3 separate regions of the Homo sapiens genome follow, and all the other regions are linked to region 1. Evidence: chromatin contacts called from ENCODE Hi-C or POLR2A ChIA-PET data. All regions are on one chromosome and are shown on one strand. The core of a region is the stretch at or near the end of the contact, and the rest is flanking DNA. Distances in the headings are between cores, read along the strand shown.

What was found. A loop is a pair of places that touch in the nucleus more often than their neighbours do. ChIA-PET counts read pairs that join two places held with the same protein, here RNA polymerase II (POLR2A). Pooled maps may share reads with other maps.
Region 2: a loop to region 1 is called in a pooled map, with 9 times the contacts of the local background. The contact joins the promoter of METTL26 here to the promoter of TELO2 in region 1. A Hi-C loop is called at or near these places in 3 of 37 single-sample maps with no recorded cell type and 3 of 50 pooled maps. POLR2A ChIA-PET finds 5 or more read pairs at or near these places in 2 of 52 experiments (H1 and PC-9).
Region 3: a pooled map shows a loop between it and region 1 (4-fold over the local background). The contact joins the enhancer-like site here to the promoter of TELO2 in region 1. A Hi-C loop is called at or near these places in 1 of 50 pooled maps. POLR2A ChIA-PET finds 5 or more read pairs at or near these places in 3 of 52 experiments (H1, Panc1 and WTC11).

Annotation. Positions count from the first base shown.
Region 1 is chr16:1,491,684-1,495,776 of GRCh38, forward strand. It overlaps TELO2 (telomere maintenance 2), which reads left to right and starts at 1,677. Exons shown (of 21, transcript NM_016111.4): 1 at 1,677-1,922; 2 at 2,563-2,933; 3 at 3,663-3,940. The coding sequence starts at 2,599. RefSeq lists enhancers at 1,335-1,384, 1,482-2,382, 3,284-4,093 and silencers at 1,595-1,684, 1,855-1,904, 1,915-2,114.
Region 2 is chr16:633,992-638,084 of GRCh38, forward strand. It overlaps METTL26 (methyltransferase like 26), which reads right to left and starts at 2,314. Exons shown (of 6, transcript NM_032366.5): 1 at 2,103-2,314; 2 at 1,621-1,783; 3 at 1,290-1,349; 4 at 898-965; 5 at 728-806; 6 at 439-653. The coding sequence starts at 2,299. The coding sequence ends at 606. It overlaps TRG-CCC2-2 (tRNA-Gly (anticodon CCC) 2-2), which reads right to left and starts at 2,815; the gene lies at 2,745-2,815. LOC100287175 (a long non-coding RNA gene) reads left to right here and starts at 2,961. Exons shown (of 4, transcript NR_149003.1): 1 at 2,961-3,065; 2 at 4,032-4,093. WFIKKN1 (WAP, follistatin/kazal, immunoglobulin, kunitz and netrin domain containing 1) reads left to right here. Exons shown (of 2, transcript NM_053284.3): 2 at 1-126. The coding sequence ends at 66. RefSeq lists enhancers at 1,254-1,913, 3,344-4,093 and silencers at 1,976-2,155, 2,206-2,325.
Region 3 is chr16:2,021,339-2,025,431 of GRCh38, forward strand. No RefSeq gene overlaps it. Among named protein-coding and RNA genes, the nearest start is that of NHERF2, 3.5 kb to the right of the region's middle. RefSeq lists a cis regulatory region at 1,270-2,959 and a silencer at 1,959-2,138. Within about 2 kb of position 2,258, at least 19 of the 41 ENCODE cell types and tissues checked have a DNase peak (open chromatin) inside an H3K27ac peak, as active enhancers do.

The sequences.
Region 1 (4,093 bases), core at 427-2,926:
GGCCTTTGCACCTGCCGTTTTCCTGCCAGTGAGACTCTTCCCTGGCTGTCAACACATTCAGGGCTCTGCTCTAAGGTGTTCTGTTCAGAGCTCTCACCTTACGTAAGACAGCACCCACTGCTCTCTGGCTCTTTTCTTTTTTTTTTTTTTTGGAGGAGTCTCGCTCTGTCACCCAGGCTGGAGTTCAATGGCACAATCTCCACTCATTGCAACCTCTGCCTCCTGGGTTCAAGCAATTCTCCTGCCTCAGCCTCCCAAGTAGCTGGGATCACAGACACATGCCACCACGCCCAACTAATTTTTGTATTACTATTATTATTATTATTATTCTTTTTTTAGGAGAGACGGGGTTTCACCATGTTGGCCAGGCTGGTCTCGAACTCCTGAGCTTGTGACCCACCCGTCTCGGCCTCCCTAAGTGCTGGGATTAGAGGTGTGAACCACTGTGCCCGGCCACTGGCTCTTATTTTCTTACCCTACCGGTTTTTTATTTTGATTCCTTTTTTTTTTTTGAAACAGGGTCTTGCTCTGTTGTCCAGGCTGGAGTGCAGTGGCAGTGAACATGGCTCACTGCAGCCTCAACCTCCCGGGCTCAAGCCATCCTCCCACCTCAGCCTCCTGAGTAGCTGGGATCACAGGCTCATGACACCGTGCCTGGCTAATTTTTAAATTTTTTGTAGAGACAGGGTCTCACTATTTTTCCCATTCTTGAACTTCTGGGTGCAAACGATTCTCCCACCTCAGCTTCCCAGTGCTGGAATTACCGGCGTGAGCCACCGGGCCCGGCCTCTGCCAGTTTTTCTGCTCGAGGCCTGTCACCTGGCATATTTCGTATGTACTTTATCTGTTCCCCCGATAGGTGAGCAGGAACTTTGCATCATTTGTTGCTCAGAAGGCTTGGTGCACCAAGCAGGCATTTAATCAATGTTTGTTGAATGGATAACTGTTCCCCAGCTTTTCCCACATCCATCACTGCTGAAATGGCGCCTCTTTAGGTGTCTTCCTGGATTGCCCCCTCCACAAAGATGAAGCCCCCCACACTCCGCTGCGGTGTACAGAAGGCACTGCATGTTGTAAATGTTCAGTGTCCGGCTGTCCAGCCTGGCGGCCACAGCCAAAGGTAGTACCGAGCCCTTGAGATGGGGCTAGTGCTGCAAGGGAACTGGACTTATTTAACTTCAGTTAATTTACAGAGCCACATGCGTCTAGCGCTTACCCTACTGGTCGCAGTTTTTATTCCACGACCCGGCCTCATTTACGGAGCTGCAATTGTTCAGATCTGACATGATCTCAACTGCTCTTTTACTTCCTTGTGTACCGTGCGTTTCCCTTACTGGCCTCTGACCCTTGAAAGCAGAGCCTTACATCCGGGGAAGACGAGCCAGGCCTGTCTTGGTAAACATCTGCCTTAGAGCGAACGCTCGGCGTTCTGGAGAGAATGTGGGACCCGAGGCGGAGGGAAGAGACGGCTGACATCACTCCAGGGTAGGGACGACCGAGATGGGAGAAACTAAGGCGAGAACCCACCACCCGGGCGCAGCGAACCCAGCTCGCAGCCACGTGGGGAAGCGCGGCCCTGCCCTCAGGCCCCGCCCCACTCACGCGTCAGGCCCCGCCCACCCCACCGCCCCCCGCTCCCGCGTCCAGGCTCCGCCCCGTCCCCGCGCAGCGCAGGCGCAGATGCGCCCTCCCGCCTGGCGTCCTCCGCAGATTCGCGCTGAGAGGCCCGCGGAGACCCGCCCCAGAGGCTCAAGAAAACCCGCGGGAGCCTCGCCCGGACCCAGGAACTCGTGCTCGGGGCCAACCGGCTGGGCCGCGATCGCGTTTCGTCCGGGGCCGCGGCGGCCGTGGGGAATCGGCTGCAGCGAATCGGTGGCGCGCGGCGCCTGAGCGCGCTGCAGTCACCCGGGAGCCGGGTCCAGGTCGGGTTGGGGGTCGGGGATCGGGGATCGGGGGTCCGGTTGGGTCGGGTTGGGCTCCAGGTCTGGTTGGGTCGGGTCCAGGTCGGGTAGGAGTCCGGTCGGGGTCCGGGTACAGGTCGGGGTCCGGGCCTGGATCGGGGGCGGGTCCGCGTGCGGCTCCTCTAGCCCCGAACCCGTGTTCCCCGTAAGCTGTTGGTTTCTAAGGGGCGGAGGAATGGCGACTGGAGCCACCTCTCACCGCTCAGGGAGCCGGGAGGGCCGGCAGCTCCCGCGGGCCGAGTTTCCCGCCTTGGGTGCGAGGACGCGTGGGGCCGCGCTGTGCCCGGGGAACACTCACCAGCATCTCTAGCCTCCACCTCCCTCTCGCGCCAGTGGCACTCCCGGTTGAGACAACTGAGAATGTTCCCTGGGCACAGTGGCCCGGGTTGAGAAGCCCTGCAGTGGCTGGTAGCGTTGGGGTCCGAGCGGAGGAGCGAACTCTGGGTGGAAACCGGCAGGCACTGGAGGGGAAGGAGGCGGGACAGGGTTGGGTGGGACCAGGGTTGAGGGGTGTGGGGTCTCGGGGCGCTCACCGAGGGGCTTCCTGAGCTTGTGTGGATTATTTCCGTGCCCCAAGCTGAGCCCTGTGTCCATGTCACAGGTCGTCTTCCCGTGACGCCCAGATCTGTCCTGCAGGATGGAGCCAGCACCCTCAGAGGTTCGACTCGCCGTCCGGGAAGCCATTCATGCCCTCTCGTCTTCGGAGGATGGCGGCCACATCTTCTGCACCCTGGAGTCCCTGAAGCGGTATCTCGGTGAGATGGAGCCTCCAGCGCTCCCGAGGGAGAAGGAGGAGTTTGCCTCGGCCCACTTCTCGCCTGTCCTCAGATGTCTTGCCAGCAGGCTGAGCCCAGCCTGGCTGGAGCTGCTGCCCCATGGCCGCCTGGAGGAGCTGTGGGCCAGCTTCTTCCTGGAGGGCCCGGCGGACCAAGCCTTCCTGGTGTTGATGGAGACCATCGAGGGTGCTGCGGGGTGAGTGGGCTGGGCCCATCCTGGGGTTGCCGGTAGCCTCAGAAGTGATGAGAGTGGCTTGAAGGACTGGACCAAGAGCCTCTCTAGTCCCTGTGAGGGGCTAGAGAGAGAGCCTGCTCCTGGCTGAACCCCTGAACAGAAGAAGCGGTCTGTGTCTGTCTCCTTTGCGACGGGAGGCACCTGCTGTGTCTCACAAAGTCCCCCACTTGCTCCCCGTCCGGCTGTGTCAGAGAGGGATGGGGTGGGAGTGTTCACATCCCAGGCGGCAGAGGCAGCCCGTCAGCTGGGGACGTTCCAGGTTTTCCAGGGAAGCACAGCTGTCATCACTGACACGTGTCCCATGTGGACTCCCAGCCCCAGCCGGCTCCCAGGCTCAGCCTCAGATCACACTGCAGTCCTTGCCGGGACACTGCATCTTGAGAAGCTGGGTTTTCAGAGGTTGCTGTGATCAAAGCAAGCACTGAGTTATCCGCGTCAGCAGCAGGGGAGGGGTGTCCAGTGAGACTCCAGGTTGGGGAAGCCGCTCAGGGCCCCGAGAGCTCTCACACAGTAATCGCAGTTATTTAGGAATGGATTAACAGATTTTCCCATCCGGCTTGTGGTTTTGGACTTCACGCTGGTTATGTTGTTGGGGCTGCCCGTGTAATCCGGGCTGCTGGTTCCTTGTGGCAGGAAGGGGGCCCCGAGGATGGGGGTTGGCGGCTCTGCCCAACACGCCCGTATCTTCAGCCCCAGCTTCCGGCTGATGAAGATGGCGCGGCTGCTGGCCAGATTCCTGCGCGAGGGCCGGCTGGCAGTGCTGATGGAGGCGCAGTGTCGGCAGCAGACGCAGCCCGGCTTCATCCTGCTCCGGGAGACGCTGCTGGGCAAGGTGGTGGCCCTGCCCGATCACCTGGGCAACCGCCTGCAGCAGGAGAACTTGGCCGAGTTCTTCCCCCAGAACTACTTCCGCCTGCTCGGCGAGGAGGTCGTCCGGGTGCTGCAGGCGGTTGTGGACTCTCTCCAAGGTGAGGCCCTGCCTCGGGGACCCCCTTTGCCACCCGTCTTCTTGGGTCCTCGTCCCCTGCCACCCTCTGGTGCCTCACGGCCTCTGGAGACTTTGGAGTCTCTGGTTGATGCCGTCAGGCAGGTGGGGATGTCCCTGTCCCGCACAGTAGTGA
Region 2 (4,093 bases), core at 1,064-3,563, 860 kb before region 1:
GTCAAGAAGATCTTGGAGCTGCTGGAGAAGCAGGCCTGCGAGCTGCTCAACCGCTTCCAGGACTAGCCCCCGCAGGGGCCTGCGCCACCCCGTCCTGGTGAATAAACGCACTCCCTGTGCCTCAGACCTCCTGGCTTGCTGCTGCTGGTCGGGCGACCCTCATCCTTCCAGGTGCCCCATGCCCAGCCAGTTTCCGCTGGGGCCTTGACACCCACTGGGGCTTGGGCTTTGGTACAAGGTCACCAGGGAGTGCCTGTCCGCCCCTGCATCCCCAACCAGCTCCATCCTGCCTCAGCAGCTGTCTCGGCCCCAATCCCACTGCCCGAGCTCCAGCAGCAAGGATCAGGACGTCCCAAGCCCTTGACCCCACAGGAGACCCCGTCTCCCACCCAACCTCACAAGGTGCTCCTAGGAGGAGGTGGGGCAGACACCAGCAAGCCGGCAGCAGGACATGCTTTATTCTGAGCAGGCTGGGCCCTTCGGCCAGCGGCTGAGAGCACAGACTGGGTGGGGCTGTCGTCCACAAGGTCCGGCCTAGGGAGGCAGGGTTCGTGCCTCACAGAGCCTCCGGCAGGGATGCAGGTGTGCGGGGGTGAAGGAGGGGCTTAGTTTTTCCGGAAGATCAGGCATTTGTTGTTGGCTGGCATGTCCACCTGGAGAAACACTTTGCTGGAGGACGGCCCTCAACCCCTAGAGAGGTTGCCTGGGCCCCCGCTCCCCCACCTACCATCCTCTCCAGGAGCAGGCCACTGGCCTTTCCCAGGTCCTCCAGGAGGGCTGTGTCCCGAAGCCCCCATTCTGGGTTCCTGCAGAGGGTGGGGAGATGGAGTCATGGCCTGGGGGGTGCCACCCAAGCCACCTGCCACCTGAGCCAGACCCCCCGCCTCTAGCTCTGACCTGCATCTGAGCATCAGGTCAAAGTCCACGTTGCTCTGGGGGGAGATCTTCCCATTGATGGCATAGGGCTGTGGGCATGGGGACACAGCCCACTGGACCAAGGTCGGGGTATTTCCCAGAGAGCCTGGGACAGACTTGCAGGCTGGGGTTTGGAGAATGAAAGGGCACCCCCTCCCTGTCCCCAAGAGGGAGTCAGCCAAGGCCAGCCTGGTGGGCAAGGGGGTAGGGAGGCTGGCAGATGACCCAGGGAGGGGTACAGACTGGAAGTGGAGGGGAGGCCGTGCTGGTGGCTGGGCGGGGGGCAGGGAGCCCAGGAGGGAGGACTCTCAGCAGGGCAGGAGACAGCAGCTAGGACTGGGAGCGGGAGGCCCGCCGTGGACAGGCCCACTCACCCCGTAGGTGATGAGCAGGGCCCTGGGTTTGAGCAGGTGTCCTGCTGCTCTGAAGAGCCCCTGGTGAGTAGGAACAGGACGGCAGTGAGGTGCTGCCCCCAACAGAAGCCAGGCCCTGAGGCTGGAGACCCTCACCCCGACTGTGATGGGGGAGGCTGGAGACCCTCACCCCGACTGTGATGGGGGAGGCTGGAGACCCTCACCCCGACTGTGATGGGGGAGGCTGGAGACCCTCACCCCGACTGTGATGGGGGCAAATCTGGCATCCCAGCTGCCCCCATGCAGGGTGAGTGGTGCCACGGCAGACACCCATGCTGGGCTCCCCACAGACCTCCGTGCAGCGCAGGGGGCTGACATGGGCCATGTTGATGCAGAGCAACAGGTCCAGCGACTGTGGCAGGATCCCGCCCCAGTGCTCCCAGCCCCACGTCACGTCCAGGTGTAGCGGGGCCTTCACGTTGGTCAGGCCCTGGGCTTGCGTGGTGGCCGCGATGCTGCAGGAGGCGAACGCTTGGGTGGGGGCCGAGTCCTGTGCACCCGCCTTTCCGACGCCCCCACAGAATTTCTTAGGGGAGGCTGGGGGGCACGTTGAGGAGCGGAGACCAAAGCGGCTGGGAAGGGGGACCCCGAGGTCCACCCACTTCCGCAGCCGCGGGGGCCGCACAGCTAGGGCCTGCCCCGGGGGCACCCCCAGGCTCCCACCCCGCACCCTCAGAGCCCGAGCCGCATCCTTTTCCTCCGGGGCTGCGGGCCGTGGGCTCTTGAGGCCCCGGACCGCCGCACCGATAGAAGTGGCCGCCCCGGGGGCCGCACCTGTCCAGGCAGCGCTGGTCCACGTCCGACGGCTGCCACTCGGCCAGGGGGAAGGCCCGCGCGAAGTGCGCTGCGTGCTGGCCGGAGCCCGAGGCCACCTCGAGGACGCGGACGCCACGCTGGGCCGGATCCAGGTACTGCCGCAGCACGTGCAAGATGGGATCCTTGTTCCGCTCCGCGGCCGCCGCCACCAGCATCGCGGCAGCAACAACTCCCCGCCGCGGACGCGGCGCGGGTCGCGTCGGGGGCGGTGGCCGGGCTTCCGCGGGGCACGTCGGGAGCTGTAGTCCAGATACCGCGGGGCACGTCGGAAGCTGATAAACTACAACTCCCAGGAGCACGCGCGCCTCCTGTTAAAGGACCAGCAGTCGCCAGAGGCACGGTGGGGAGCGGCTCAGCGGTGTGTGGCGGTCCCAGGCAGGGGACTGAACGGCGAGCTTGGCTTGCTGGTTTACAGGCGCCTCAGCTCAGGCACCCTGTCGCCCATGGCCGTCCAGGGTTTTCAGGGCACCTGTGTCACTCTCCGAAATTTGTGTCAGCGCTGCGCCAGACTGGGCGCCTTCCCTTGGTTTCGGGTTTTCTCTACTTTTAAATTTCTGGCGTTAGCGAGAGTTCGATGTTCAAATGGGAAAAAAAACTAAGTGCGCCGCCCGGGAATCGAACCCGGGTCGCAAGAATGGGAATCTTGCATGATACCACTACACCAGCGGCGCTGTCTAAGACAGTTGCTGCCCGCGGAGACAAGAGACTGTGACGCGGGAAGTCCTCCGGGCGTGCGCCGCCGCTGGCGCCGGGCTCAGCGCAAGGGAGCTGGCGACTGCATAGGAGGACCCAGCTGGCGGGACCGCGAGGGTAAGAGTCTCGCGGTGCCCCCCAGTGCCGGAGGGGAAGGAGCGGGCGTGAAGGACGCGAGCTGGAGGACAGTCTCGATTCGGGCCTGAGCCGTGGAAGCCGTTGGCCTTCGTGAGCCGATGGGGGCGAGGCCCTGTCGGGGCGGGGCTGGGGAGAGGGCGGGGCTGGGCTGGGGCCCCCTGTTGGTCCGAGTTTAGGGCGGGGTTGCCGGAGGGGCGGGGCCATATCGGGGCGGGTCCGAGAGGGGAGGCGGGGCTGGGGGGCGGGACATGAGTGTGGACTGGCGGGTTGGGGCGGGGCCAGAGCGGGGTTGCGGCAGGGGCGGCAGGGGCGGCAGGGGCGGCAGGGGCGGCAGAGGGCGGGGCGGGCGGTCCCAGCCTGCAGAACTGGGCGGTCTGCGGGAGGGGCACGAATAATGCCCCAGGGTTTCTCTGTGACACTGGGGTAACAGCACCAGCTCAGGGCCCACGGATAGCGTGAGGGGTCGGTCGGTGACCCCCGAAATCAAGTCACAGGCCGCGATTTATGTGCGCCCGAGGGTTGGGGTCCCAGCCTCAGAGCCGGGCTCTTCTCCAGAAAGTGCCAAGCGCCTGGCTCTGCATTCAGGACTGGCTTAGCGCCTTTGCTGAGCCGTTTTTCACCAATGGGAACCCCATATCGCTCTGGCTAGGGCAAGGACGTTGGAAGGGGTAAACCAGGGAGGGCCAGTCACGTGGCTCAGGGTAGGAGAGTGGCTTACAGGCTGCCAGTCTGGGACTGGGAACGCGGGCCATGGGGGGCTCAGGGAGTCAGGGGTCAGGGACAACCCTGCCAGGAGATGTTGGTGTCCGCCGTGGTGGTGACTGGCCAGACCCTGCAGCAGGCTCTGCGGCCCAAGCCCACGCTTTCCTCGCCTGACTGGCCGCCTCCATCTCTCTTTCTGTGGGCTGAGCACTTTCCCTGCGCCTCCTTCAATGCGCACCCTGCCCCCAACCCCCACCTCGAGGAGAGCCCCAGGAGGAGGGACCTATGATGACCAGTGGTTCTCCTGGGGCCCATGCACCTCTCCTCACCCAGATTTCACCTGGGCTTCCCTAGGCACAGGAAAGAGGAGCCCGAGATCAGTCTCTCTGCGCCTCCCTGCTTCCCCCCTTGAATGG
Region 3 (4,093 bases), core at 1,008-3,507, 530 kb after region 1:
TTTTTTTTTTTTTTGAGACGGAGTCTGGCTATGTCGCCCAGGCTGGAGTGCAGTGGCGCAATCTCGGCTCACTGAAAGCTCCGCCTCCCGGTTTCACGCCATTCTCCTGCCTCAGCCTCCCGAGTAGCTGGGACTACAGGCGCCCGTCACCTCGCCCAGCTAATTTTTTGTATTTTTAGTTGAGACGGGGTTTCACCATGTTAGCCACGATGGTCTCGATCACCTGACCTCGTGATCCGCCCGCCTCAGCCTCCCAAAGTGCTGGGATTACAGGTGTGAGCCACCGCACCCGGCCTGCTTCTCTGCCTTTTATCCCCCTCTGCATGCACTTCTGGTCACTGGCTCCAGCCCCCCCACATAAATGTGCCCTGCCATCTTGAACACCGAGGACCTCCATCCACCAGGCCCCCTCCAGTTCCCTTCCCAAGGGTCTGGGCCCCTCCTCCCTCCCGCTGCCTCTTCAACCCTCTCTAATCTTCCCTGGGACTCCAATGACTGTCCTGGACCCCAAACCACCAAGGTCACATGCCCTGATGCAGCCCACCCTTGGAGCCCTCCTGTGGCCATGTGGCAGGGTCCCCCCTTGGGGCCACCCAGCAAGCATTGGGGGAGAGGTGGTCCTGGGCCTGGCTCCAGGATGCCTCTGTGGAACCAGCTCCCCACCCCCACTTCTAGAAGCCCCCCTCCCCTCACTGGTAGGTCCTTTCCATCTCCAAGGTGTGTCTGTCTCCCAAATGTGGGTGCTTTTTATCTCCACCCCTTCAATTCTTTTTCTTTTCTTTTTTTTTTTTTTTTTTTTGAGACGGAGTCTCCAGCCCATGCTGAAGAGGCACTATCTCGGCTCACTGCAACCTCCGCCTCTCTGCCTCCCCGGCTCAGATGATTCTCCCACCTCAGCCTCCCCAGTAGCTGGGATTACAGGTGCCCACTACCACGCCCAGCTAATTTTTGTTTTTTTTTTTTTTGAGACAGAGTCTTGCACTGTTGCCCAGGCTGGAGTGCAGTGGCATGATCTCCGCTCACTGCAAGCTCCGCCTCCCGGGTTCACACCATTCTCCTGCCTCAGCCTCCCGAGTAGCTGGGACTACAGGCGCCCACCACCACGCCCAGCTAATTTTTGTATTTTTAGTAGAGACGGGGTTTCACCATGTTGGCCAAGATGGTCTCGATCTCCTGACCTCGTGATCCGCCCGCCTTGGCCTCCCAAAGTACTGGGATTACAGGCGTGAGCCACCGCGCCCGGCCAACAGCCAATTCTTATGGAGCCCTTGGTTCCATCTAGCCCTCCCTCCGGCTCTGTGCTGGGTGAAGAGGTGGTCACACACCTCACAGGGCAACTCATTCTCCTGCGAGCTCATTCCTTCCCACTCCTGCCCCTGTTCCTCACTGAACCTGACCTCTAAGAACATGGATGTCCTGACCTCGTCACCACCACACCACGCCTCAAGGGCTCCCCACTGCCTATGGGACGATACCCGTGCTCTGGCAGGGCTGGCTCTGTCTGCTCTCACCGCCCCTCCCACTGCCTCCTCCCCCTTCCCCACCGCCTGCTCCAGACTGCAGATTCCAGGACAGCCCGGGACCTCCCCCGCCGAAGGAGGACTCCAGGGCCCCAGGCTGGGTTAAATGTTCTTCCTGGGGCTGCTTCAGCTCTGGCCTCCCCTTGCGCAGGCCAAGGTGCTCAAAGCTCTGTTCTCGCGGGGCTGGCGGGGGGGCGTTCAGTGATGTTCCCTGGTGCTTGCCTGGTCCAAGATGGGGAGACAGAGCCCATGAGAGGCTTCTCTGCCTCCCCCACTCCACACCCTTATTCCCCTGCAGCGCAACCAGGCCTAGGGCGCCAGCCTCACCCCAGTCCCCACCCCACAGGACTGGATCGAGTGGAAGGAAGCCAGATGGGCAGGATCCTGGGGCAACTCCTCGCACGATGCAATGCCACCAGTTCCGGCCAGGTGGCGCTGCGCGGCTACTGTTCCGGGCGGTAGCGTCCGACTCGCGCCTCCAGCAACGGGCGGGGCTAGAGCCGCAGTGGGCGGGGCCACGACGGGTGGGCGGGGTCGCCCCGTCGGCGGCAGCGGTTTCCTGCCTCTCCCCACTCTTGGGTCGTCGCAGTCCCCCGGCCTTCTCTCTCTGTCTGGTCTGTGGGTCTCTGTTGGTCACCTCCTTCTGTCGCGCTGGCTCCGCCTGCTCCAGTTTCAGAATGTAAAGAGAGGCATGGTGCAGCCTGAGGGAAGAGGCCCTAGGCGCGGTCTGGTTATGCTTGAAGGGCCATTAATGTCCATTAGGAAGCCCCGCCTGCCTGAGCAGCTCTGGACCATTACCGGGAGTCGGAATAGTGGCCCCACCCCCAGACAGGGCCCCAGGCCACGGCCACACCCCGGAGCCCCGGTCCAGGTCCAGGCTCGGGCTCCCTGAGATCGCTGGGACCTTGCTGGAGGGATGCGGGTTCAAGGCCCGAAGGAAAGGTCCTGCCAAAACAGGAGTGCACGGGCGGCCCCCACCCCGGTGGACCCCCCACCGACAGCCCAGGGGAACGGCTGAGACCTGCTCTCCCTCTGCTGGATAGGACCCACGCCTGGGTAGCATGCTGGCAGGCGTGGGTTAAGGGGGTTGGGTGGAGAGTTGGGGGATCTCCCAAGCCTCTGATTGCCTCTGCCTTGACTTTCTTCCCTCCTGCTGGGGCCCGGGGAGCCCACGTCACCCACACCCCATCTGCACCCCACAGAACCAGGAAAATAAAGTCCACCCTCCTCTCGATGCTGACCCTACTCCCTCCCGCCCACCTCCCTAGCCCTTTCTTCGAGACACCAAGCACTTTGCGGCCCCTGAACACCTTTGCCCAGGTGCTTCCCTTCGCCTTTCTCTGCCTCCAGCGCAGCACCCATACGGGCCAAGGTCAGCCTCGGACCAGGGCTGAGAGCTTCCGGAGGCTGGCTGGAGAAGAGGCCTGGGAGGGTTTGCCCCCGAGAGCTTCTAGGTCACCCTTCCTCGCCTGTTCCTCCAGGCCCCTGGACTCACTGTCCCCTCTCACTGACTCTGCACCTCCTCTGAAATCGTGACCTCTGGTTCCTCTCTGGCTGCCTCATTCCTCCTGCTCCCTGCTTTGCTAGGCCCACTTCCTTTGTTGCCCGGCCCTTTGCTACTCTGTTACCCTCCTCAGCTCCTTCATGGCTTTGGGGACTCTTTTGTTAACTCTGTAGCAGCAGTGTGTCCGGTGATATTTCCTTGGTTCCTGGCCCTGGTTGTGACCTCATGTCCCTTGTGGCCCCTCCCTCTGCCATGCTGTTCTCCATCCCATCTTTTTTTTTTTATTTGTTTTTAAATTATTTATTTATTGTTTTTGAGATGGTGTCTAGCTCTGTTGCCCAGGCTGGAGTGCAGTGACGCAATCTCAGCTCACTGCAACCTCCGCCTCCTGGGTTCAAGCGATTCTCCTGCCTCAACCTCCCCAGTAGCTGGGATTACAGATGCCCACCACCACGCCTGGCTAATTTTTTTTGTATTTTCAGTAGAGACGGGGTTTCGCCACATTGGCCAGGCTGGTCTCGAACTCCTGACCTCAGGTGATCCACCCACCTCGGCCTCCCAGAGTGTTGGGATTACAGGCGTGAGCCACTGCTCCGGCCCCTCAGCCCATCTTCAGTCACTGGGAGTAGGAATCAGCTGAGTCCTGGGCCAGGGAAGGATGGTGTATGCCCAAGGCTGATCAGGCGTCTGCCCCACCCAGGGCGGGTAAGGTCTGCAAGCCCCCTTACCCAGGGGACCTGGGGCTGCTGGAGTCTCCCATCCAGCCACCTCCCTCGACTCTAGTGTGGCCAGGAAGCTACAGCCTGCCAGGTTTTGGGTGGACCTGGTTGGTGTGGGATGACCCCCTAAGCCCAAACAGGTGTGGTATGTGGGGTGCGTGGTGGTGGGTCACACTGCCCACAGCCATCTTCACAGACTCCAAGGGTGGCAGCACCAGGCTGTGTCCAGGGAGGCCAGCCACAGGCCAGACAGGCAGCCTCTGGACATGCAGACAGAGAGATGGAAGCGGCCGGCCGGGCGGGAGCCTGAAGCAGCCTTACCCAGGAATTGCAGGGGTTGGGGTGGCGAG